Regions from separate parts of the Homo sapiens genome. Here all the other regions are linked to region 1. The links are chromatin loops, found by intact Hi-C in ENCODE. Cell type or tissue: PC-3. All regions are shown on one strand.

Region 1 (8,000 bases):
GAGTCATAGCTCCTTCCTCCTGTCAGGGACCTCTCCTCGCCATTCTCTCTCTCCTTGGAAATAGCTCCTTCCCCTCATCTTTTCAGGCCTGGAGAAGTATGGGGAGTACCACAATTGCCAGAACTAAATGCTACATGATTTTTCTGGTGGTTTCCCTTGTACCCTGACCACTTCTCTGAAAAGAGTCTCTTTATCATAAACCCTCCTATTACACAATTTGAGCATGCCATTGTTTTCTGCTGGGACATGTCCAATATATCTATGAAATAGTATCTGGATGTCCTCTCTTTGGGTCTTTCTTCCGATGGGCAATTGCTACAAGGACAATTTAAGACATTGCTTTTTGAAGCAGTTGTTTAATCTCACTGTCTTTCCAGACACCAACTCAGACCCCTCTGGGATGAGTCATTCTATTTGTGTGGGTGGGGTTAGTAAACTCCCTGAAGTGTAAGAAAGATTGTGTTGATAATGATGACAGAGAATTTTCTCAAAAGTCCAAGTCCATAGCCCCAAATAAAATAAACAACCAAAAAAAATAGTCTATGCATTTAGATGCATTGGACAGTGACCTACAGCTCAGCCCATCCTTTCTGGGCAGGATGTGGTTAGAGTACTATACACGATTAAGAAATTTCCCTTCTGAGCCTCTTCATCCTGTAGCTTGGTGTGGATGAAGTCCACCCAAGTGACACCTGGACCCTGAGGTATTATGCATGTGGAATTAGTAGAAGAGCTTTGAAAGCATCAAGATAGTGCATTAATGTTCTTCTGCCCCAGATATGGTTAAAAATGGCTCTTGGCAAGACTCACTTCCTTTATTTTGGACATAAGCAGAGAAGAACTAGCTTTCTGTGGCAAGCAATGATATATGGCAACCTACCTGGATGGTTGCCTATCTGATATAATGCTTGCAAAAGTGCTAAAAGCCCTTCCTCCCCCAGACCTCCTCTCTTTCTTCCCAGAAGTTCTGTCACAATTCCAGAAATTCCCATTATTAGCACGAGACCTTAAGAGTATTACAGAAATCCTTGGCAGAATTAAGTACATATATGGTTTGACTGCCTGGTGTCATGTGCAGGAAGAATGGCAAAATTGGAGTACTGATTGGGAAGCAGGTAAGCAAAAGTGTGAGACATCCAGAATCACTCAGAAATGGCAGACGTGTCAAACACAGCACAGTGAGGTGAGTAGGTGACTGTCGAAGGCACTGTATGCCTGAGCGGGCCTGAGTGTGATTAAAACTGTCATCAAAGATGAGCTTTGCTGAAACATAACACTATAGTCTATGTAAAGGGTTCAGGTTAAAGCTTAATAAACATATTTCCTTTGCTACTTCATTTATAACGTGGCTGAAAGCTGTCACAGAAGGTTGCCAAAAGATACTTAATAGTTGTCTGATCTCAAGAAACTAGACCATTATAGGTAACTCTGGAGCCAGAATGTCAATAATCTGTCAGGATGACTAATCCCATTTCAATGAATGAGAATGACATTGTTGATTGGCACTGGGCTTGTGAGCTTGGGTTTGGAGGTGGGGAGAGGTGACGCATGTACCACGTATTTGCCAGGACTACCAAGGGACCTTTTTCTGCTTTACTCCATAGTCATATCTAATTTCTAAGTGTTCATTGGCCCCATATAGGCTTCAGGAATTCCTAGTACTGCCTTCCTTGGAGTTTACTGTCATTGGATCGATTAGCAAAGGGTAAATGCATGAAACTTTCCATTTCTCTTTATGCTTGTGTCTATAATTTGGGTAAGATGGCAGGTGATGGTTTGGGGATCTAGGCTGAGGTCTCATGAGCTAAGAGGATTGGCTGATTAGGAGCACATCATGATACACTTGTTTCCTTTCATACCTTCTCTGTTTCTCTCTCTCTCTCTCTCTCTCTCTCTCTCTTTTCTAGGCACCTTGACCTACTTTTGTCCTTAATCTTGCCAAGCACGTTTCCCCCTCGGCCCTTTTACCAGGTATGTTCCCCCAGTAATCTCTCTCATCTGTTCAGGTTTTTTCAATGTTATCTTCTTCATTGACCCCTCTCTCTGAAGTGCTACCCCCTCCCCAGGCCAATCTCAATTCTCTAATCTTAGTTTATTTTTGCTTCATGGTGCTGCTCATTACTACAGAATATTATGTTCAATAGCTCTTTATCTATGTGCAGATTTTCTATCCTCTTCACTAGAGTGCAAGACTTTGAGAGCACAGACTTTGCCTGTTTATTGTTGTATCCCAATGCCTAGACGAGTGCCTGAACATAGCAGGTGTTAGGAAATGTTTGTTGAATGAGTGAATGGAGTGTTGAAAGTAAGGAGACTTTTCTAGGCCAGGGGTTTCCTGCCAAGTCATGTGCCAGCTCCAGAGAGCAATGCTTATGGAGACAAGGCAAGAAGCCACAGCAAGGCGTGTGGTAAGGGCTGGTGGTAAAAGCTGATCTGGGAGCCACAGATCACAGCAGTAGTCAGAAAGCACAGTGTTTTCTAGGAAATTCTGGATCAATGTCAGAATCCAAGTGAATGACAATGACAGCAGATGTGAGTTCCTAGCACAGATAACTCACGGGAGGCACTTTCTCAGATGCGAAGCTTTCCAAATGCTTATTGCTGGAATGGAGCCCACATGGGCCCTGAGAAGCTCTGAGGCTGAGCTCAATTCAGAGGTGGTAAAGTAGTTAACCCAAGGTGGTTGGTGATGGAGGCCTAACTGCTGTGAAGCCATCATTGATGAATCCATTCTGTTCTGCAGAAGAGAGAGCCATGTCTTCCAAACCAGTTCCCAATGCACTATAGCCTCCCTTTACAGATCCTTGTCTCCCAACCCCACCACCCCAAAATACTTTTTTTTTCAAAGAAGTTATGGTGCTGACAATCCCCCAGGGACCAGTGGTCCACTCACTTCTTATGTCGGGGAAATCCACTCGACAGCAAAGGGCTCTGTGCTGGCTGGGAATCCCCACTGCAGCAGCAATCTTTGTGGGGCTGAGCTGCAAACGCTTTTCAGATTTAGCACGCAGCCTCATGAGGAGGAATAGTTGCAGTTGCCTCTGCTGAGAAACAAAGCTGATGACACTGAAACATCTGGGAAATGGGAATATTATTTCTAGAAGATGAAAACAAATGTCCAAGCTGGAAGTGCTGCTGGCACTGACCTTTGTGTGCCTGGTTCTCCCACCCCCAAATCAATTTGTACACTCCTAGGATCTGTGTAGGTGGAAAGACTTTGCTGTGTATTTGTAACTCAGCTCATTATCTGAGGGTAAGAAGAAAAGAGGCTTGGCGTGGCTTTCAGAGGAAGTAAGGTGAAGACTGTTCTCCCCCAAACAACTAAATAAACCACGTAGACCTTTCATGACTCAGAAACCACAGACTCCACAGCTAACATGCATCTATTCATTCTTGTCTACAAGTATTGATTGAGAGCCTGTTGTGTGACTAACACAGTGCTTGGGTTGAGAACGTAATGGTAAAACAAGATTCACTCTCTCCCTTCAAAAGCAGGTAATCCCACTCTAATGTGGTACATTCTACAACATGGAGGCAGTGGAATATAGTAGCAAGGAAGGTAGATTGGGTTTTGCCACTAACTAGCTGTGTGACCTTGGGCAAATCACTCTGCTTCTCTGAGCTTCAATTTTCTCATCTATATTTCAGGGAAATTACCCACGTTATGGGATTTAATAAAGTCATATTTACTATCAATGTTTAGCCTAGGTGCCAATAAATATTAGCTATGGTCTGGTTATGATTTTATGATAAGTGTTATAGAATGCTGTGGGGTACATTTATATATTGAAATATGCTATTTCTGGGCAAATATAACTATGTTCAGGATAAAGCCTAGAAAAAGTTTGAGTAATTGGAGGTGCTATGTTTTGCTTCTTGCTTGAGAGACCCTCTCTCTGAGTCTCTCTCCTTTCCCCTTTCCTGGAGCCCTGTGTTCTCTGGATCTCCCTTGGATTTTCTCCACCAAAATTTCCTCTCAGTGGATTGACAGATTGGAAGGAATCTAAGGACAGTATGCACATGGCATTGTCATTGATTTAGAGCATCACCCTTCCTGGAGGTATTCACATCTCACCCAGAAAATAGTGAGGTGTCAGTAAAAACTGCCTTCTGAAAGTAATTAAAGAGTTTGGTATTTGCATAGGGAGAGACAAATTGAGAGGGAAAAGTTCCAGAAACAGACCCATGAATACATGGAAATTTGGTTTATAACAGAGATGGCAACACAAATCTGCAGAGAAAGAGTGAACTACTCAAGTGCTGGGATAATTAGCTATGGAAAAAAAGAAATATCCCTATGTCATACTCTATACCCAGGTAAATTACAGATGGAATTAAGACCTCAGTATGAAAGGGAAAGTTTAAAACTTTGAGTTGCAAACATAGGGCACTTTAAAACATCAGAGCTATGTCTCAAAAGGCATACATCCAAAGGAAGAGACTTATATTGAAATATTATACTTGTGTGCCAACAAAGACACAATAGAGAGTTAAAATATAAGCTGCAGACTGAAAGAAGATACTTATAATGCCTACAGATAGCAAAAATTCTTGATACAGATGTATGTTTTAAATTCCTACAAATTAATAGGAAAAGATAATCCAATAAAAATGGACAACTAATATGAACTGGACAGTCATGGAAAAAAGAAAGAAACAACTCAGTCTCATTAATATCAAGTGAAATCCAAATCAAAACCATAGTGTGATATGATTTCAAACCCCTGAGGCTGGCAAAAATGATAATATCTGATAAAACCAAGTTTGTCAAGGATGCAGGGAAACAAATATTCTTATACATTGCTGGTGGGAGTGTAAGTTGGTGAGTCTATGCTGGAGAGTGCATTGGCAATATCTGTCAAAGTTGAAGATGTATATATCCTAAGATTTAGTCATTCTACTTCTAGGTATGTAAGCTAAAAGTCTCTTGCACATGTATACAAAGTGACAGGTGAACATATGTTCATTGCATCATTGTTTGTAAAGGCAAAAACTGGAAATCATTTAAATGCCTATCAATGAAAAGATGGACAAGTTGTGAATTAGTCATGTAATGCAGTACTATACAGCAGTTAAAGTAAATGAGATAGAGCTACATATACCAGTATGGATCGATCTCTGAAAGGTAATATAAGAATAGAAACAGCAAACTATACAAGTATCTGAATTATAAAATACCATTTAGATAAAAATTTAAAAAACACACCAAACTTTATATTGTTAACATGATATATTTATACATTATATATTTATATATGATATATGTTGCTTATATATTTGTTATATACAGCTACATCATATATTTTTAAAGACACATGTTGTTTATATAAAAATACATAGTGAATGTATCACAAACAAACATGGGCTGGACAGGCATGTCCTCACTCGAGGACAATCTGGAGATGAAGGAAAGAGACAGGGATGGCAGTGATTTGGTGTAGGGGAACTTAAAAAAGATTGGAACCTAATGTAATAAAATGTTATTGTTAAATCTAGGTGGTTGATGGCATATATGCAGATACATGTACTTTTCTGTGTTTTGATGTTTTAAAATTAAAAAAAACAAATGGAAAAGAACTGGTTCTATTTCTTGCTAATATCTTTTCAAATGAACTAACTCTTCAATTAGATAATGCCTATGGGTCTATTTACTCCCTACTGTACCTCATGGATTTGATATGCATAGTTTGACTTTATGTCAAGTTCTGTTCTTTGCAGACCGGGCTCTTCTAGGGCAGAGAGGCCATGTGTGCGTGGGTAGTCCCTTCACTTCACAGAGATGCTGACCAAGGTGTGCAGGGACATGAAACACAGTCCATGCTCTGCTCCCCAAGATATACCCCTGGCACAGGTCTGCATAGTTGCATCCAACCAGAGCAGGCATCTTTTGATGTGTTTTAAAAAATATGTAGATATATATAATATACATATATATAAGCAACATATATATAAATACATAATATATTAATATATCATGTTAACAATATAAAGTTTGGTGTATTATTTAATTTTTATCTAAATGGTATCTTATAATTAGGTGCCCAAGGAGGAACCTATTTCTCATCTGACCATGTAGCGTGGATGCCTTCTTCTATTTGCACAAAGGCATAGTCTAGACTAAAAGCAGACATCATCTAGATTAAGGCTACACTCGAGGTTTTCTCACCTTATTGGGGTACATATTAGCAAAATAGTTGAAAATAAGGTTGAAAACATGTTCACTTTGTCTGGGACAGCCAGAGGGAGGATGGAGGAGGATCCAACTTGTTCACTACTATCCATTTTTCTTTCCAACTGATCATTCAAGAAGCATCTGATGAGCACATTCTAGGTGCTAGGAATAGAAGATTGAATAATATTCAATAATAAATTCTTTCTTCCCTCAAGGAAGTCAGACACTCAGATAATTACACTTCATTGTTTAAAGGCAGTAAGAGAAGGAAACAAGGAGGCTGTGGGATGCCTAACTAAGCAACTGGTGAGGTTATGTGTTTGGCTCAGGGAACAATTCCTGGACATGGTGATGTCCAAGCTGGATTTGAAAGGCTGAGTAGGGTCTGCAGTGGAGAAGGGTATTCCAGATAGAGAAAGCATCCTGATGCCATTTTTCCCCTTTTTTTTTTTTTTTTTTTTTTTGTGGATAAACCATTGCAGGAACGCCCCCTCCTCTATTAGGAGCTGATTTGGTGGATCTGTCAATCAAGGTGCCTGAAAGCCAAGCCCCAGGCAGTTGAAGGGCCAGAGACAGCTGAATCAATCTAGTCCCATGAGACTCTCTCTCCAGGAATTTGACTTTTCAGCAAAGTTATTGCAAAAAAGGAAAATGATTGTTGCAGAGCCCTAAAAAGATTATTCATAGGTGCTGCTACCTGATTTTTAAATCTACTCTGGTTCTCTTTCCATGCCAGATTCTTTAGTTTTTCCTTCAATTCTGTCAGCTATCTTACTTCTTTTCAATAAATTCTTCTTTTTGCTTAAGTTTTCCAGGATCAGTATCTGCAGCTTGAAACTACAAAGCCCTAGCTGATACAGCAACAGCAACAACAAAATCAATGGTGGAAACTAGAAGTCAAGGAAATCTCTTTAATTTATCTGCCAGAAGTCTTTAAGGAAGAATTCCAAGCCCTTTAGAGGCTCTGCTAAAAAAGAAAGAAAAAGGAAAGAAGAAGGGAAGGAGAGAAGGAAGGGAGGGAGGGAAGGAGGGAGGAAGGAAGGAAGGAAGGAAGGAAGGAAGGAAGGAAGGAAGGAAGGAAGGAAGGAAAAGGAAGACGGATTTTCCCACCATGCTGTTACCAGGCAGGTAGAAGTGTGTTAGAAGGTACATTCCTGGGAATGCTGGGCTTGCAGGGAAGATGGATGGATTCCACTGGCATCATTTAAACCTCTTTCACTGGATGGCCTCTGTGTCCTTCTACAGAACAGCTGTTACATGCAGCGCTCAGGAGAAAAAAACAGTACGATGCTGCTTCACATGGAACCCAGCAGGAATCTGCCAGAGACCCCTCTGCAGCTGGAGACAAAGAGACAATTTACCTTGTTGGCCCTCAGGGCAGAAATGGAAATGACAAAGAGTCAAGGACATCAGATTTTGAGCCTGCTGCTGGCTGATCTTCTTAGCTTCTAGCCCACAAAGAAACCCAAGGTCTATTATTGAAGTAAAAACAATTAAAAGTTCTGGCTCTTGCATTGTTTTATAATTACAGCAACATCTCTGGTACAAATTATGACTCATTCACTCTTCAAAGAAATTAGCATCTGGGCCACCACTAAGGAAGCTAGTTTTTGGTTGCATAGTGGCATCACATGGTGCCCACAAAACACTGGAGACATAGCTCCTGAAGGAGAAAGCATTGCTCAACGCTGGAGTGGGGGGAGGGTTCTCTTCTTCAAAGATATGGCATCTCATTGAAAGTTCTTGTGTTCTGACACCCCCTGGTAGGATATCAGTAGTTACAAGGTTTTATTGTGATTTTCATTATCCTACCCTATACTATTGTTAA
Region 2 (8,000 bases), 350 kb after region 1:
TGAAGAGCGACTGAAAACGGCACATGCAGCATTTACCTTACTTCCAGGCGTCCTGGACTCCCCAGTAACATTTCCACAATACAGGCATGGCCCAGGCAGTGCTCTCAAATGATGTCTAGAGAGTCCCTGCAAGTCACCCAGCTCCCTTTTCTCTGTCCTCAGCCCATTCTCACCAACCACAGGGATCTTACACTCGGTGGCTGGCCCGGGGTGACTCACCACGTGCCCGCTGAGATCACGGACAAAGCCAGAGGCCTGCTGGCTCTGATAGTACTCAAGCTGCTTCTCCGCCAGTTCTACCCGCTGTAACAGATTCTCAATAAAGTCCTGGAGCCGGGCTTTCCCTTGAACCTCCTTCTCAGCTGCCGCTTCCAGGAAATGGTTGAATGTGACAACTTCTCTGCAAGGCAAAAATGTCAGAACACAAAAGGGAAATATAAGGCAAGGAATTCACTCATTCAACACATATTTATTGAGTGCCTACTATTTGTCAGTTAACACCCTAGGCAGTACTCCATGGCAATGACGAGAGAGGTAATCACCTCTTTGTGATTACATTTACAGACTGTATTTTAATAGAGGAAGATAGTCACTATAAAACAAACAAATAAATATATGTCAGATGGTCATAAGTGCTAAGAAAATTGAAACTGGGTGCAAGGGGACAGTGACAGAGGAAGGAAAGGAGTGAATAATATTTTAAAAAGCAAAGTTAGAAACGACCTTTTGAATGGGGTGACATTTGAACAGAGACCTGTGGAAGAAGCCATGCAGGTGTTTAGGAAGAGCAAACCAGGGACAGCAGATGGGTCTGAGGTACAGCAAGGGGGTCTACATGGAGGAGGGAGCTAGGTAGGACCTCACAGGTCACTGTGAGACTTCTGGTTTTATTACAAATGAGATGGGAAACCATTGGATGTATTGCTTTTAAGACAAGCTCTGACTTGGATTTTTAAAGTCTGGCGATTGGGAGAGAAAACTCTACAGGGAGAGAAAGTATAGGAGCAAGAGGCCGAGCTGAGCACCAAAACAGCACATCAAATGAGTCATCTTGTCCAACAGTATATTTTTTAGCTTAGAGCTTAGAACAAAACAGCCCATACAGCTACCACGAGGTCAACCCAAAGACCACCGGGAAAACTATTCTAATGCTGACATAAGAGAAGCAATGCATGGGTTGCCCTCCCCTAAGAAGCTGAGCAAAATACTTCAACTACTCCTTTATCTACATAATTCACAAGTAGATTACAAATCCAGAAAAATTCTAATAACTTTATTACCATCTTATATTTTGCTTTCATTTTTAATGGAAATATGAAAATAGTATTTTTTTCTGATTTATAAATAAGCTCTTTATTTAAAAAATTCAAATAACCCATTAGAAATATAAAAAAGGAAAGATCACCTGAAACTCCATTATCCTGAGACCACCACCATTATCTTGGTAGCCATCCTCATGAACATCAAACTCATCCCCAAACACACCCACCCAAGCACACATACACGGTTTTCCTTCTTTTCCTACCTTGCTCTCAACTCTCAATTCCCCTCTCTCCAACCCTCTTTCCTAGGCCAAGGACCCAGTAATCACCACTATGAATAGGTGTATATTGCCAGAGTTCTCTCTACCCTATTGTCTTCACTTAATAAGAAGCCATGAATATCCTTTTAGTCATCACCCTTGTATGTTCTGCAAGTCCCAGGGGAGCTAATGAGTTCCATAATTTTACTGTCCGTTGGGTAGTATTTCCTTTACATGTCTCCAAAATCTCTCTCAGTCTTCAAGGAATGGCCTCTCACTGTTTTTGCCATGTTCAACTTACACAAGATTCTAAAGACTCTACTTTCTGTCCTTTCAGGCTCTTTCAATTTTGATTCGTGAATGCTAATTTTTGTTAATCCAACCTCATTCAGTTGTTCTAGACAGTTAATTAAATTCATTGGCTTCTCTACATCTTCTCAACCTCCACTTGATCTTTATTTTCCACTGAGCTCTGTAATTCTCTTGGGAGTAGAACTTCAGGGAAGTCTAGCTCAGGAAGTCAGAGTTTTACATAAGATCTTTGCAAAATAGCTGGTAGTGACCTCCAGCTCTTTTCTTCTGTACTAATAGTCAGTGTGCCACTTTTACAATTAGTCATGATTTTTCTCTCACAAATACATTACGCCACACATGGCCATACTGAAACTTTTCTGACACTTCCTATAGAATCACACATCCTTACAAAACTTTGGGAATTACATATGTATAAAAACAGACAACAGGCTGGCTCTAATAATGATTCACTCAAAGAAATGCTAGTGATACCAGCCCCTGTTTTTTCTAGTTTCCCAACCAGGATCAAACATAAACCCTAATTCCATAATAATTCCATCATCTTTCAGTAGCTAAGAAATATCCACACACAAGAAATAAGAGTCCTTCTGGAAAAGAATTTTTTTCATCGTCAAGTTTCAAGTTTATTTCCAGATGTTTCCATATTAGCCCTCAATAGAAGATGTGTACTTTTCAAGGTCTTCATTATTCAGGCCATGAACACAAGCCAATTTTTAAGCTCTACCGTCATTCACTTTGATCTGCTTCCTACATGAGCCACAAACTTTAACTAGCAGCAAACGAGTGGCGGGCCCATGTGAATGCATCCCCAGCCCTTTCATGGTTCTTGCTTATGGTTTAGGTCCTTTGGGATGGAGTATTCTGGAAATACACCACAGGAAAATGGTTACTACTTCTTATTTCCAACATTAAGGCTTCAATTCATTTGGAGTCTGAGAATCCAAATTTCTACAAGCCTGTTGTAGAGATTTCCTGGGAGATATTTAGGATAACTGAATGATGCAACTGTCTCCAAACTGTACTTACAGGGCAAACAACCAAAAGTTAAAAAAAAAAGTACCATTTTTAAAAATTCATTTCGGTCAATATTTCCTACATCTTATTATGGAAATGGTTCACATATATTAAGGAAAATATAAAAATTGACCTTTTGGAGGATTCAACTGGGCAGGGACAGAATCAGCTTTTGTTCTCTGTTCTAAGTCCAGCACTCAACACATTTGTGTTTGACACACAATATTGAATAAGTATTTGTTGTAATTAATGTTTATAAAGGACAAGGAAGAAACTAAAAATGACCCAAAATCCCACCACTCAGAAGCAACTACTGTCAATATCCAGTATATTTTTTTCCTGTCATTTATCTCTGTGCACATTTACCATTCCAGGGCTTTCATGCTATACAGTCTAGCATATGCGAAGACAGCAACATTTGATGGCTTAATCTCAGGGGATTAGCATCACAAAAGCAAGAGAACAAATTTGAATGCAACACCTTTTATGATTGTGGCTGTATTTTTCAATCACATATTTTGCCACTGTTTCTACATGAAACTTTTAAAAATTAATATTAATGCTGATATTAATTTTTAATATTAATTTTAATACGCTCCTGGAATGTTATGCCATGTCACAGAAAAGAAGGATCTTTTTTCTAACTTCTCTCAACCAATTATCTTGTGCCCTGAAGCTGAGAAGTTAATACCTTCTGTATTTTTCAACCAACCTGGCACAAACTGCTAACCTAATTTCAGTTTGTAGATGTATTACATCAACTAGGGTGGAAAAAAACAGTTAAAACAAGCTTGATGGTATCCTATGATTTTGTTTTAAAAGACAGGTTAAACACAAGAGAAAGACTGGAGAAGTTCATCATACTGAGATTGTGTAGGGTATCTTTGTTAGATGAAAAAGGGATCAAAACCAAGTGACTAATTGTGGAATATCATGTGTGTACATCTCAGATCCACCGTTCATTCACATCCTGTTCAGTCTGGATGAATATCCAGAACCACCTCTTATTTCCCCAAAGAATCTTGGGGTTTTTCTGAATGGAAAAGAAAAGGGGTTAAACACATTGCATTTGTAACCTCTTTCATAATTACACTCCAAACAATAAAATATCCATTCAAAGTGCAAGACAGACCAATAGATTTCAACGTAAGAAAGTACAAAATGTTCACTGATATGGTTTCAGATCCCACATTGCAATGACTCTTTAAGAAACTACCAACTGTCACATTTGGCACAGCATCAAAGCAAAATATCCATGATTATCTGAGAAGGCTATTAAAATACCCCTCCATTTCCTACTATGTATCTGTGGGAGACTAGATTTTCTTCATCTGTTTCAACCAAAACAACAAATTTGCAACAGACTGAATGTGGAACTACCAAAGTCCAGCTGCCTTCTATGAAGCCACACATAAACTTTTAAAACAATACCGCTCTTTTCACTAAATTATTTTTGGGAAAACAGTTATTTTTCATAAAAATATGTTATTTACGTTAGCATATAATGGATACATGTAGTGAGAGAGTCAAACAATGAAAGAAGGAAATACCGAAATAAACACGTAATTACAAAGCTAGTTAAAAGTGACTAAGAAGAAGAATAATATGATGCTATCGGACAGAACAGTAGAAGACTTGTGTGGTTTTATTTCTGGTTCTCAACCCTGTGACTCAGAATACAGTGTGAAAGCTGGAAGGCCAGATGAGAAGATAAGGGCCAACCTGAGTGAAACTCAATCAGGGTGTGGGTGCAGACCAGTGTTGGGGAAATTTAACTGGTTCTAAGCCACTTCCGGCCCCATCTTCGACTTCTTCTTTATTTAAAAAAAAAAAAAAAGGCCAAATATTATTAAATCAGAGGTTTTAGGCTTCAGTAGAAAACATGCTTATTTAAAGCAATATTTGACACTAAAAAAAAAAATACCAGTACAATATAAGAAACTGACCTTGAAGCTCATTATTATGCAGAATGATTTCCAGATCTGGAAATCTGTCAGATGGATAGGTATCCAGAAACCAACACAGTAGAAGAGGAGCAATGAGGGAAAAAGCCCTTTCCAGAGAGCCAAACCTTCAGTTATATCCATTCACACATGCGTTCATTAATTTACAGGATGACCATATGGTCTGAAAAATAGATAATATTATTTCATTTTTTACAGATGGAATCCTCTCAGTTACTTCTTCTGAGATGGGTTAAAGACAGGTTAATTCAGAAAAATCAAAGACATGCTATCATGTGACCAATACACCCTAGAAGCATGTGCAGAGAGTAATGGAAATATGCGTTCACGCACTGTGGTGCTCACTGCAATTTTGCACAGGCATTGAACTATGCATTTTAATGAGTGACAACACGTTGATCCTATCATGTATTATAATCTACTATCAACAAACCATTTCTTATGTCTATTTTAACTTCCTTCATTTTTGCACTGAGCCACACTTACTTTTGGATATGCTGTTCCCTCTGCCAGGGTCATTCCTCCTCCTCTTCCCAAGCCCCCACAATTAATTATCAATTAACTATTCCTCTAACCTCAGACTCTCTTGCCAGGGAGTATTCTCAGACACATGCCCAGGTGTACATGACATGGCCTACTGTGTTTTCCACAGAAGTTTGTACCTTATCACCATGCACATCACAATGAACCAGTGTGCCATTTCCCCATTTGACCATAAAATCAGTGAGTTCAGGGACCTTGTGTGCTCCTTCACTGTCTGCAAGTACCCCCTGTACCTAACCTGAGCCCAGCACACAATACAGGATTAATGCATTTCTGCTGAATGCATGAAATGTGCAACTATATCTCTACTCGAAAATCATTAACCAACACAGAGATCCTTAAGTTTCTTTTTTCCTTTTTCCAGACAAGTACTGGGGCATAAAACCAATGAGTAACCTACGGGTACCTCCTACAGGAGTAGGGGGTGGGATCTAAAACTGATGCCTCTCTTCTATTCTTAAACACTTTAACATCAGCTTCTCCTCCCAAAGGCGAAGCTCTACCAACTTATTTAAATTTCACTTTACATGACTGATTTATGAACCTCTTCAGAGGAATATGAAACGGTAAAAATACCTCCAGCTAAAAATAGTCTAGCTATTGATCACAGAGCACCTCAGACAGACCATAACGTCAACCACAAGGCAAATCCCAAAGCAGGAGTCGACCACCTCCGAGCACAGGGAGCTTGGCTGCAAACCCATAGCATGGAGTCGGCTCCTGCGCTCTCTTTCCGGCACCACAGGCCTGAATCTGCAACAACTGCACGTCTTAAGGCATGGCCCATCTCTACTCTTGTTGGCCCTTAACGCTAATGAGAAAATCAAACTATTCTCATTGGTTGTAAGTTGACTAATACTATATTCTGAGTCCCAAGGGCCTAGAGTGGGGATGTGATAGGAGGCAGGGGAGTGGAGAAAAGAGAATATGCAGAGATAGAAATTGAAAACTTTCCTGGGTTTCCGAATTTTACCATGTGCCAACCCTGAGAGGATATGCTTGACACGTCATTTATTCTATATGAGTTTCTAAGTCTGCAAGGAACACATCCTGAAAAGAGAGGACCCCATTTATATGCACGAACCAACAATGTGGAGCAAACAGACCCTTCTCCACCCCGCTGACCTCTATATCCAATGTGATTTTTTCTTGGCCTGCTTTCTAGCTATGAATCAGTCTGGACACTACATTGCTTAGTCGCTGCTTTAGCTGATCAAAAAATGGGAATGAATTAAATAGCAAGAGGATTTGGTTGTGCAAAGCAAGTTACCAAATCAGATTTGCCTTTTAAAGGCCAGCATTCCAAGGTCAGCTCTGGAAAAAAACCTAAATGGGCATTACCTAGCTCAGGCCACCCCCTCTATGTCTCATTTGTCATACACCCTAATGACCTGTTTAATGTCAAATTTCCCTTCTGGTTTATAAAGTCCATGAAGGCAGGAACTGGATGCCTTTGGTTTACCATCCCATGGTCGGAACCTAGATCAGTATCTGCTGCTCAGCAAACACTCAATAAAGATTTGTCTTCTGCATGGCTTTAGGCTGGAACGAGGCAAATGATGAAGGACAAAGGGAAACAGATTCTACGTGTCACTGCCTGCAAGGGAGTAGGATGGAAATTAGAGATGGAATCACAAAGAGTCCTCTCATTGTGATCAAAGCCTAGCAGTGGCAAAAGCCCTACCCCGATTAAGCAAGGACATCTGAGAGTCAAGTGAAAAGCCCTGGGCTGGGTGTTCTGGAAGCTTAATATCATGACCACACTGATGATGCCACCCTTCCCCTGCCTCCCAACACCTCAGATGCCAGCTGACATTTTCTTTAATCACATCAGAAAAATAAATGATGTCACCATGGCAGCCCTCTCAAAATAGCAAAGAAGCAAGCCCATCCAAAATGGGCCACACTCAGTATTACATAAGTCTTGACGCTTTGGGGGAAAAAAAAATCACATTTTCAGGAGTCTGGCTGGGACACAGTGAACTAATGGAAAAAACACTCAGCAGAGAGACAGGGAAATTGGATTCCAGGTTCAGCGTTGCTACTAAATCTCTATCCTTGGGCAAGTCATTCCCCTGCTCTAGGCCTTATTTTCTGCATGTATAAAATGAGTGTGTTATCCAGCAGGAAACAGGGGCAACCTTCTGGTTCTCAAATCAGAAATCACCTGGTCTACTCAGGGGCCATCTCTAGCAGCCCTCCCTGCCGCCCCTTCAAGGTCACTCTCTTCTGGCCATCAATGCAAATTCTGCCTTTCCTCCTCATTTCCTCAGTGTGGCCTCTCCACACATAAAAATCTGTTCTCTAATGTATTACCAACTTGAAACTGTGGCTTATATTGAGGCACTTCTCAAAACTCCCCTTGCATGTTCCTGAGTATCCCTTATTCTTCCTATACAGAACACAAACACCTTAGGGAAAGACAGCAAGCATTTTATGTTCCCCCCCACACACCTCACACAGCACTGGGCACATTACAGATGTTCAATCAGGACTTTTCAAAACATATTGCAGAAAAGTGTATATGTAAATTTTGTGTTACTTTTATTATACTCAAATTTTCCAGACCCCACAGGACCAACTCAGCCAGCAAATTAGCTACTAAGTCCATCCTTTCTTGTTAAGGGATACCTTAAAGCAAG
Region 3 (8,000 bases), 62 kb before region 1:
GATGAAATGCTGCTAATCAAAGCCTTCTTTTGGAAAAACAAACAAAAATAACCTTGTCCACATAACATAGATGCTCTGTTCTGGCATTTTAAGAAAGTGTGAGAAATAACAGTACGATTTGAAAGTGGAACAGCAGGACTTATCATGGAAAGAATAATGGACTGCGAGGACACCAGTTCTCCTCCTGGTTCTAGCAACCAGCTGTGTGACTTGGGGCAAGTCATTTCACTTCTTGGAACTTCAGTTCCTTTATTTATAAACTGAAGAATTTGGTTTAGATGATTTACCACTTTCCTTCCAGCATTAAAAAAAAAAAACCTATGAATTTTGAAGATTGTAATGATTAATTTCATACCATGATCTGCACAGATATCACAAAAGACACTTTTAAATGTATTTTTAACATGAAGAGAACACTCAGTAGCATGTATATAATGATACTTGACTTGTTTTTATGTCTGTGTTTTCCCTTTCTAAAGTAGATTATATTGACTTTTCCTGAATATAGATCATTGAGTAAAATGAGCAGGAGCTCTTGTTTAAAATGTTTGTCATTATTTTTAGTTTCCACAATGTGTTTTTTAAGGAAAAAAATTTTTTTTTCATTCTAAGCACAAATTATCATGCAATAAGACTGCCGTGTATTGCTAGTGGGAAAAGCAAAACATGACTTGAGTTAACTACACATTTCAACAGGACATGCTGAGGAATTGACAACCAACATCACAGTGCGTAGAAATTTCTTTAAGGCAGCAGAGCTTTAGTTTAATTAGATAATTAGCCCTGGTCAGCCTATAATGAATGCACAGGCAATTAGCAATGAATTTGTGCTACTAAAGCCTGTTTTTCCTCTTTTGTGTTCCTTTGCTGCCATTAACAACTCTAACTACTGAACAATTTATATCTTCACACTAACAATCAACTTCATTGTCATTAAACTCTTTGAAAGCAATAAAGCAATGAGACCTGAATTTCGTTGCACAACATTAAGTGATTATGTTAAGTAATGCCATTTATTTGCCTAGCCATCCAGCTGCTATATTATGTCAAGCAAATAGGGCTTTTAAAAACAGTGCACACTCCATGATTTTGATGATTGCTTTATTTGTCAAACCCAAGCAACGAGCAAGAGATGTACCTCAATTTGTAGTTCTCACTCAGTAGCTTTCAGCAGACTTGAATAAAAGAAAACAGTTACACAAATTTACCAAAAGCAAGACCCTGTTAAAAAAAAAAAAAAAAAAGCCTTTCTTCGTGGCTTAAAGATTCTTATGTTTGGAAAATTTGAGATAAATTTCAGTAAGTGAAAGCCCTTGCTGGGCTGTCTTTTCTTGTTTGAGCAGTTTTAGTTTCATGGATGACAGATGGAACCTTTATGGCTTTTCCTCACATACCTCCACTGCAAGTCTTTTCCATCCATTTACTGTTTCTTAGGGGAATGGCAGAAGAGAAAAAGAAGGAGAGGAAAGGGAGTGACAAAGGGAGGAGAGAGAGCTTTCAGAAGAGCAGAAGTTACCAAAGAAATATAGATTGTGTTCCGAAGACTCTGAGTATTGATGTCATGAAAACATTTGTGTTGCTCTGGTTCTGGATGTGTAAGCTGAAAGACTTCATCATATTTCAATCACAAATTGTTGGAGTAGGTAGTTAGGCAGACATGAGCAGGGCAGGAAAGGGCCCTGCCCACCAGGAATGTCAGGCGACCATCAGGTGATGGTCAGGTGGTTGTTAAACTATCTCTGTAAAATAATAATTGGGCACAGCTGGTGCCAGGGAAGGGCAGTCTCCCAATAGATAAGAAAACACCCACATCTGGTGATCAGCAGCTTCCTGATGAGATCTCAGGAGTTGGGCAAGTGGGCTCAAGGATGCGCACTAAGAGTCAAAATGGTGGTTTAATGGGTATATGACCTTCCTCTAGGAACAGTCAGCTAGTAAGGGAACAACACCTCAAATGAGCATTTGCACAAATTCAGTAAACATGCTGTGCATGCAGCCCTTCCCAAGTGCTGGCAGGCCACCATGCATGCAGACAGCCTGCTCCAAGGGAAGTCTTTTCTTCTCAAGCGAGAAGAAACCAAAACCCCGAACCATGCCAATGTATGAAACTCCAGGTCAAGAGCCAGATGGGGCACTTGGATCTCTCAAGTCACTCGCTTGGCCCTCTTCCAAGGGTCCTTTACTTCTTTTTGTTTCTACTCTAAATTTTTTTTTAATAAACTTTCACTCCTACTCTAAAAGTTGCCTTGGTCTTTCCCTCTGCCTTAAACCTGCATCTGCTCCTCAGCCAAATTATTTTCTCTGAGGAGTCAAGGATCAAGTTTGCTTCAGACTTGTACGGATTCACTGCTGGTAACATAATGAGTTTTGAAAAATGGACATTTTGAGATTCTACTGGCAGTTTATACACCTACAAAGAGATATCACCTACAATATCAGAAACCAGTCTAATCCCATTAAAATTTATAAAGCTGTTATTATACAGAGTTTTTTTTTAATACAGACTGTTCTACTTATTAATAATCTAATAGGGTTTGGGAGATTAAACCCAGTATTAGAAAACTAGTCAGCCAATTAATAGCTGTTTAGGAATTCATTAAAGAAGTGCATTGCTTACTATTTAAGCAGAATTTTAAAATGTATAAACAGAATGTTTCTTCTGGTTGGAATATGAACACTGGCTTATAATTTCTTATCTTGAGACTTCCCATCTGGCTGGTCTTGGAAATATTTTTCTTTTTTTTCCCCCCTAGCAGTGCAACAACTAGCAATTAGAGTTTCAGAAATGCCAATTTTAATCACTACTTCCATTTCCAAAATAGAAAAACTTGCATGAACTACACAGTAGATAAACCCTCTTCATTTTATTCAGTTGAGTGTTTTTGAAAAGGTAATTTCAGTAAATCAAAGCCAGGGATAAGATATTCCAGAAATGTTAAGAAAATAGTGCAGATCCTTATAAATTATGGTCAGTTTTACTCTTAAGCTGGGCACTAATTTCACTGGCATTGATGTTTATATTATCCAGGTATCAACTTTAGTGCAGTTAGCTCACATAGAGAAGGGCTTCTCAACTTCAGTACTATTGACTTTTGGGTTGGCTAATTATTTGTAGTGGGGGGCTGACCTGTGCATTGTAGGATGTTTGTCAATATCCTTGGCCTTTACCCACTAGATGACAGTAGCACTAACTCCCATACCCCACCCTGTTGTGATAACCGTAAATACGTCCATCTGTTCCCAAATGTCCTCAGGATATGGGGCAAAATCACCCCGGTTGAGAATCAGTTATAAAGGATAAGATCTTGGCAACTTCTTCCTTTAAAAGCATTTAAATATTAAACAAATAAAGAGTGTTGAATTTGGATGTCTAGATCCAAATTCTTAACTTTAGTAAGTTAAGTCTTTTTTTTGTTTGTTTTTTGAGTCAGGGTTTTGCTCTGTTGCCCAGGCTGGAATGCAGTAGCAAGATCACCACTCACTGCAATCTGCCTCCTGGGATCACCACCCACTGCCTCCTGGGATCAAGGGATCCTCCCACCACAGTCTCTAGAGTAGCTGGGACCACAGGCATGCACCACCACTCCCAGCTAATTTTTTTTTTTTTTTTTTTTGTAGAGACAGACTTTCACCATGTTGCCCAAGCTGGTCCCACATTCCTGGGCTCAAGGGATCCACCTGCCTTGGCCTCTCGAAGTGCTGGTATTACAGGCATGAGCCACTATGCCCAGGCAGTAAGTGAAGTCTTAATAGAGATAAATAAATCAGAGCCTTGGTGAATCCCAGTTTGGAGTAATTTGAGAGACACCAGAAAAACACTCGTGTTTCCAAATACCACTTGATTTTCCCAAACAGGCTGCTATAGTGTTGGAAATTTCTAGTCTGAAATTTGTTCCTTCTGTTAAAATGCAAACATTCCTGAGAGGAGAATTTCTTTACACAAAAACTGAAACTTTAGTTTTCAGTTAAAAGCTAACATGTTATTAATATATAACTATATGTATATATAGGTTATTAATATATACTTATAATACTGTTCTACTTATGACAAGATCCTTCAGGAAGAAGACCCTGGCGAAAATTACCTTGCATATCAAGAGTTGGCGGATGAACACGAAGCAATCACCTTGGGAAAAGGAGTGATGAAAGTAGAAAGCACTAAAGAGATTCTTTATAGTTCTTGATGGGTAGCCTGAGTTGCTCTTGCCATGTTTTTGTTTGTTTTTTTTCACTCCTCACCGTATCTTTAAATCCTATTTTTAAAAAAAGTAATGAAGAGGTAGCCAAGATGTTCTTCAACAGATGAAAGGATAAATAAATGGTGGTACATCCAGATAATGGAATATTAATCAGTTATAAAAAGGAATGAGCTACTAAGCCATGAAAAGACATGGAGGAAACTTAATCCATGTTACTAAATTAAAGAACCCAATCTAAAAAGGCTGCATACTGTGTAATTCCAAGTATATGATATTCAGAAAAGGCAAAACTATGGAGACAGTAAAAAGATCAGTGGTTTCCAGGGCAGTGAAACTACTAAGTGTGATACTATAATGGTGGATACATGTCAGTAAACATTTGTCCAGATTCATAGACTGTACAACACCAAGAATGAATGCTGATATAAACTATGGACTCTGGGTGATACTGATATGTCAATATAGGCTCATCAATTGTAGCAAAATGCCACTCTGGTGGGGATGTTGATGATGCTATGCACGTGTGGGGGCTGGAGATATATGGTAAATCTCTGTACCTTTCACTCAGTTTTTCTGTGAGCCTAAAACTGCTCTAAAATAAACTCTATTTTTAAAAAAGGTAAAGAAGACTATATAGATGGTGTAGTAGTTGTTGTCTATTGCACTTTCTTTGCCACTTCATGTTGGGTGTCCCAAGTTAATTTTGGATAGTTACTGTAAATAAAATATAAAAGTCTAGAGAAGGACAGGTATCTAAGTCTATCATCTGTGCTAACGGGGAGGCCTGAGAGGTGTGGTGCCTGCTTTTCCTCCCTTGTTTCCTAACACATTAGTGACTGGCAATTTTGGACCTAGAAGATGGTTTGTTTCCTGGACCTTTCAGCACCCCTCACTAGGAAACACACCTTTCTAATCACTGAAGTAGTGCTCCATAAAAAGGAACTTTCTGAAACATAGGAGAGACACGGCGATCTGATGGCCGACATGCTGAAGTGGGTTCCAGGGTATTTTCATAAATCCCTTAGCAGTTCCCCACACTAGGCTTCCATTCAGGCTATGGGATTTCAGTTTTTCATGCTGGGTTTTTTTCTCATTGACTTTTCTTATGTAATTACTGTATCATGGCCCTCAGGCCATGACCAAACTCTAAGAATAGTTTGTGTTTATTTTTTTTTCCCATCGAATGTCACTTGCTTCTTCATTTCTTAATTTCTTCCTAAAGCGAAGGAGCCAAAATACACCACAGATCACAGATGGACTAGACAACAAGCATCTGCATTGCAGGGGCCCATGCAGAACCTGATTTATTTATGTAAACATTTTGCCACTTACTATATGAAGTTGTAGACTCCTCGACTAGTTACTGATCTTATACTTTCTAGTAGTTAACATAGCCCATTTTCAAAAAGTCCAACTGAACATAAAAGTAAAATGATTTTTTTTTTTTGAGACAGAGTCCCACGCAGTCACCCAGGCTGGAGTGCAGTGGTGTGATCTCAGCTCACTGCAAACTCTGCCTCCTGGGCTTGGGCCATTCTCCTGCCTCAGCCTCTCGAGTAGCTGGGACTCTGGGCATACGCCACCACAACTGGCTAATTTTTGTATGTTTTGTAGAGACGGGTTTTGCCATGTTGCCCAGGCTGGTCTCAAAACTCCTGAGCTCAAGCAATCCGTCCACCTTGGCCTCCCAAAGTGCTGGGATTACAGGCGTGAGCCACCGTGCCCGCCTAGTGTTAATAAAATGAAATATTCTTTCTTGTTTATTTCACCAGTTCTTACTTTCAGGCTGAATAGTATAACATTCTGCAGTTTACATTCTGCATTAACCTCATATTTTTTTTTTTAGGTTCCTTGCCTCAAATTGGACTAAGTGGCTCCTCTTTTGTAGTTTGACTTACATGTATCATGTAAGCAGTTGTCATGATATTATACTTGACTGACAGATTTCACAGTTGTCCCTTTTGGCATAACTTCCCCAATCTAGCATTTTGTTTTTACCTTTCTTTTCTCTACTCAGATTTTCCTGTAAGCTTTCACATAAAGATAGTATTTTATTCTTACTAATAGTCACAATAGAACACTAATACAGATGGCCATATGAGTGTTCACCTTTTAATAACTTGCTTTAGACTGTTTTCCTCTTAAAGTAGAGGGATCACTGGGTGTGGTGGCTCATGCCTATAATCTCAGCACTTTGGGAAGCTGAGATGGGAGGACTGCTTGAGGTCAGGAATTTGAGGTTACAGTGAGCTATGATCATGCCACTTTACTGCAGCCTGGGCGACAGGGTGAGACCCTGTCCCCCAAAAAATATACATATAGGGATCTATGAAAATAGATCCCAGTGTCTTACTGGGGTTGAAGAATATGGTCACCAAACCAAAAAGAGGTGAAGCGGCAAAAGCCTAGGAGCGCAGGCCGAGCGTGGGAAGCCAAGGCACAGCCACCTGGGCCATTTCCTCACCGCTAGGGGCAGGGACCAGAGAGGCAGGGGGATGAGCAAACCTTGAAAACTATATTCCTGTGTTGGCTTATACATTTCCTGAGGATGAAGACTACATCTACTTAATGTATTTTTGACAGAACCCAGGATGATAACAGGATGAACCCAGGATGACAGAACCCATGAGTATGTTAGCACATGCTAGTGACTGTGGGGCTTATGCCTTTTGTCCTCTTCAAGGGCATATTCTGGAGTACATTCCTAGAAGGGATGATAGTTGGGGAATGTTTTGGAGAAGTACGGACAGCACTGCAGAGGAGGAAAGGGAATCTGACGTGGAGGTGCTTTAATGTGTGCTTTGCCCAAGTGCTGAGAAGAATGGATTCTGATTGCTTTCCCCTTTTCTCCTAATAAAAAACGAGGAGAGAAAAGCTGTCTTATTTTAGATGTCTCAGCATCATGTACAAAGCATTAAAATGAACTGTCAAAGAAATTAACCAATCTGAGAATTTGTGATTGGTGATGGCACTGGCACCTCCCCATCTCTCCCATCCCTGGTGAGGGGTGCCCCTCAAAATGCTCTAGCTCCTGGCTGTAGTCACTGACTGTCTAAGCAGAGAGCACTCTTGCCCCATGCATGTGACTGCCTAGGTGTCAGGCCTTACCAGAAGCAGAGAAAAGGTCCTGGAAGGAGACTGCTTCCCTCTCACATCTTCTGCTGGTACCTTGGGGTCCCCCAGTGAAGCCAGGCTCTATCCTGGGTCCCTCCTAGGTGATCAGGGAAGGCTGCTCCCGGAATAGCCAGCAGTGGATGGGAGAATTGAGTGCAGCTGTGATAACTTGGATTACCTGAGAATTTGGAATAACTTTGGAATTCGAGGGAATTATCTAACTAGTCCTTATTCTACCCTTAAAGGAGAGTTAGGTGAAGATCCAAAAAATATCACCATGGAAATGAGCATATTAATCACCACGAGACCTTGGAAACTCAGGTGTCAGCCGTCATGCGTCAGAGCTGGGTGTGGTTTGGGAAGATACCACTCTGGGGTGGCATTTAGGACAAAAATGCAGCGCGGGGAAACTTGCCTAACAGTTCTCCTTCAGTGTCAGCAAATAGCCTTGATTGTGCTGCAACTGTGGTCCCTTCCACTATCTTACTTTCCGTCTATCTCAATGCCCCCCTCACACACACCCAGAGATGCTCACTTTGCCTCACTCTCTGTTCAACATTTGGCACGTTTCTTCCAGAAACCCCCTCCTCACTGTGCATTCAGTGCCACCATTCTCTCCGGATCGCGAGTCTTTGCTCCTTCCTGGATTGCCTCGGTGCCTCCTCTCCTCTGCGCGACCCTGAAATG

What was found. Hi-C counts contacts between places; a loop is a spot of excess contacts. Peaks named below come from ENCODE experiments on the same cell type or tissue, not always from the same donor. Only the 100,000 strongest peaks of a DNase experiment are listed, where the experiment ranks them.
Region 2: it touches region 1 in a loop (12-fold over the local background); 2 of 110 quality-filtered maps call a loop at or near these places.
Region 3: a loop joins it to region 1, with 2.3 times the contacts of the local background. A loop is called at or near these places in 12 of 110 quality-filtered maps.

The regions. Positions count from the first base shown.
Region 1 is chr10:62,728,489-62,736,488 of GRCh38, reverse strand. No RefSeq gene overlaps it. Among named protein-coding and RNA genes, the nearest start is that of ADO, 72 kb to the left of the region's middle. In PC-3, no CTCF peak of the experiment used is centred here; DNase peaks (open chromatin) are centred at 568, 1,498, 2,338 and 3,358; H3K4me3 peaks cover 2,905 bases; H3K27ac peaks cover 4,879 bases.
Region 2 is chr10:62,380,796-62,388,795 of GRCh38, reverse strand. ZNF365 (zinc finger protein 365) reads right to left here. Exons shown (of 5, transcript NM_014951.3): 3 at 220-400. Among named protein-coding and RNA genes, the nearest start is that of ZNF365, 10 kb to the right of the region's middle. RefSeq lists an enhancer at 3,981-5,180. In PC-3, no CTCF peak of the experiment used is centred here; DNase peaks (open chromatin) are centred at 3,805, 4,125, 4,525 and 6,795; H3K4me3 peaks cover 2,416 bases; H3K27ac peaks cover 7,587 bases.
Region 3 is chr10:62,790,027-62,798,026 of GRCh38, reverse strand. LOC124902437 (a long non-coding RNA gene) reads left to right here and starts at 3,619. Exons shown (of 2, transcript XR_007062156.1): 1 at 3,619-3,734; 2 at 4,053-4,823. In PC-3, a CTCF peak has its summit at 3,072; a DNase peak (open chromatin) is centred at 3,476; H3K4me3 peaks cover 475 bases; H3K27ac peaks cover 766 bases.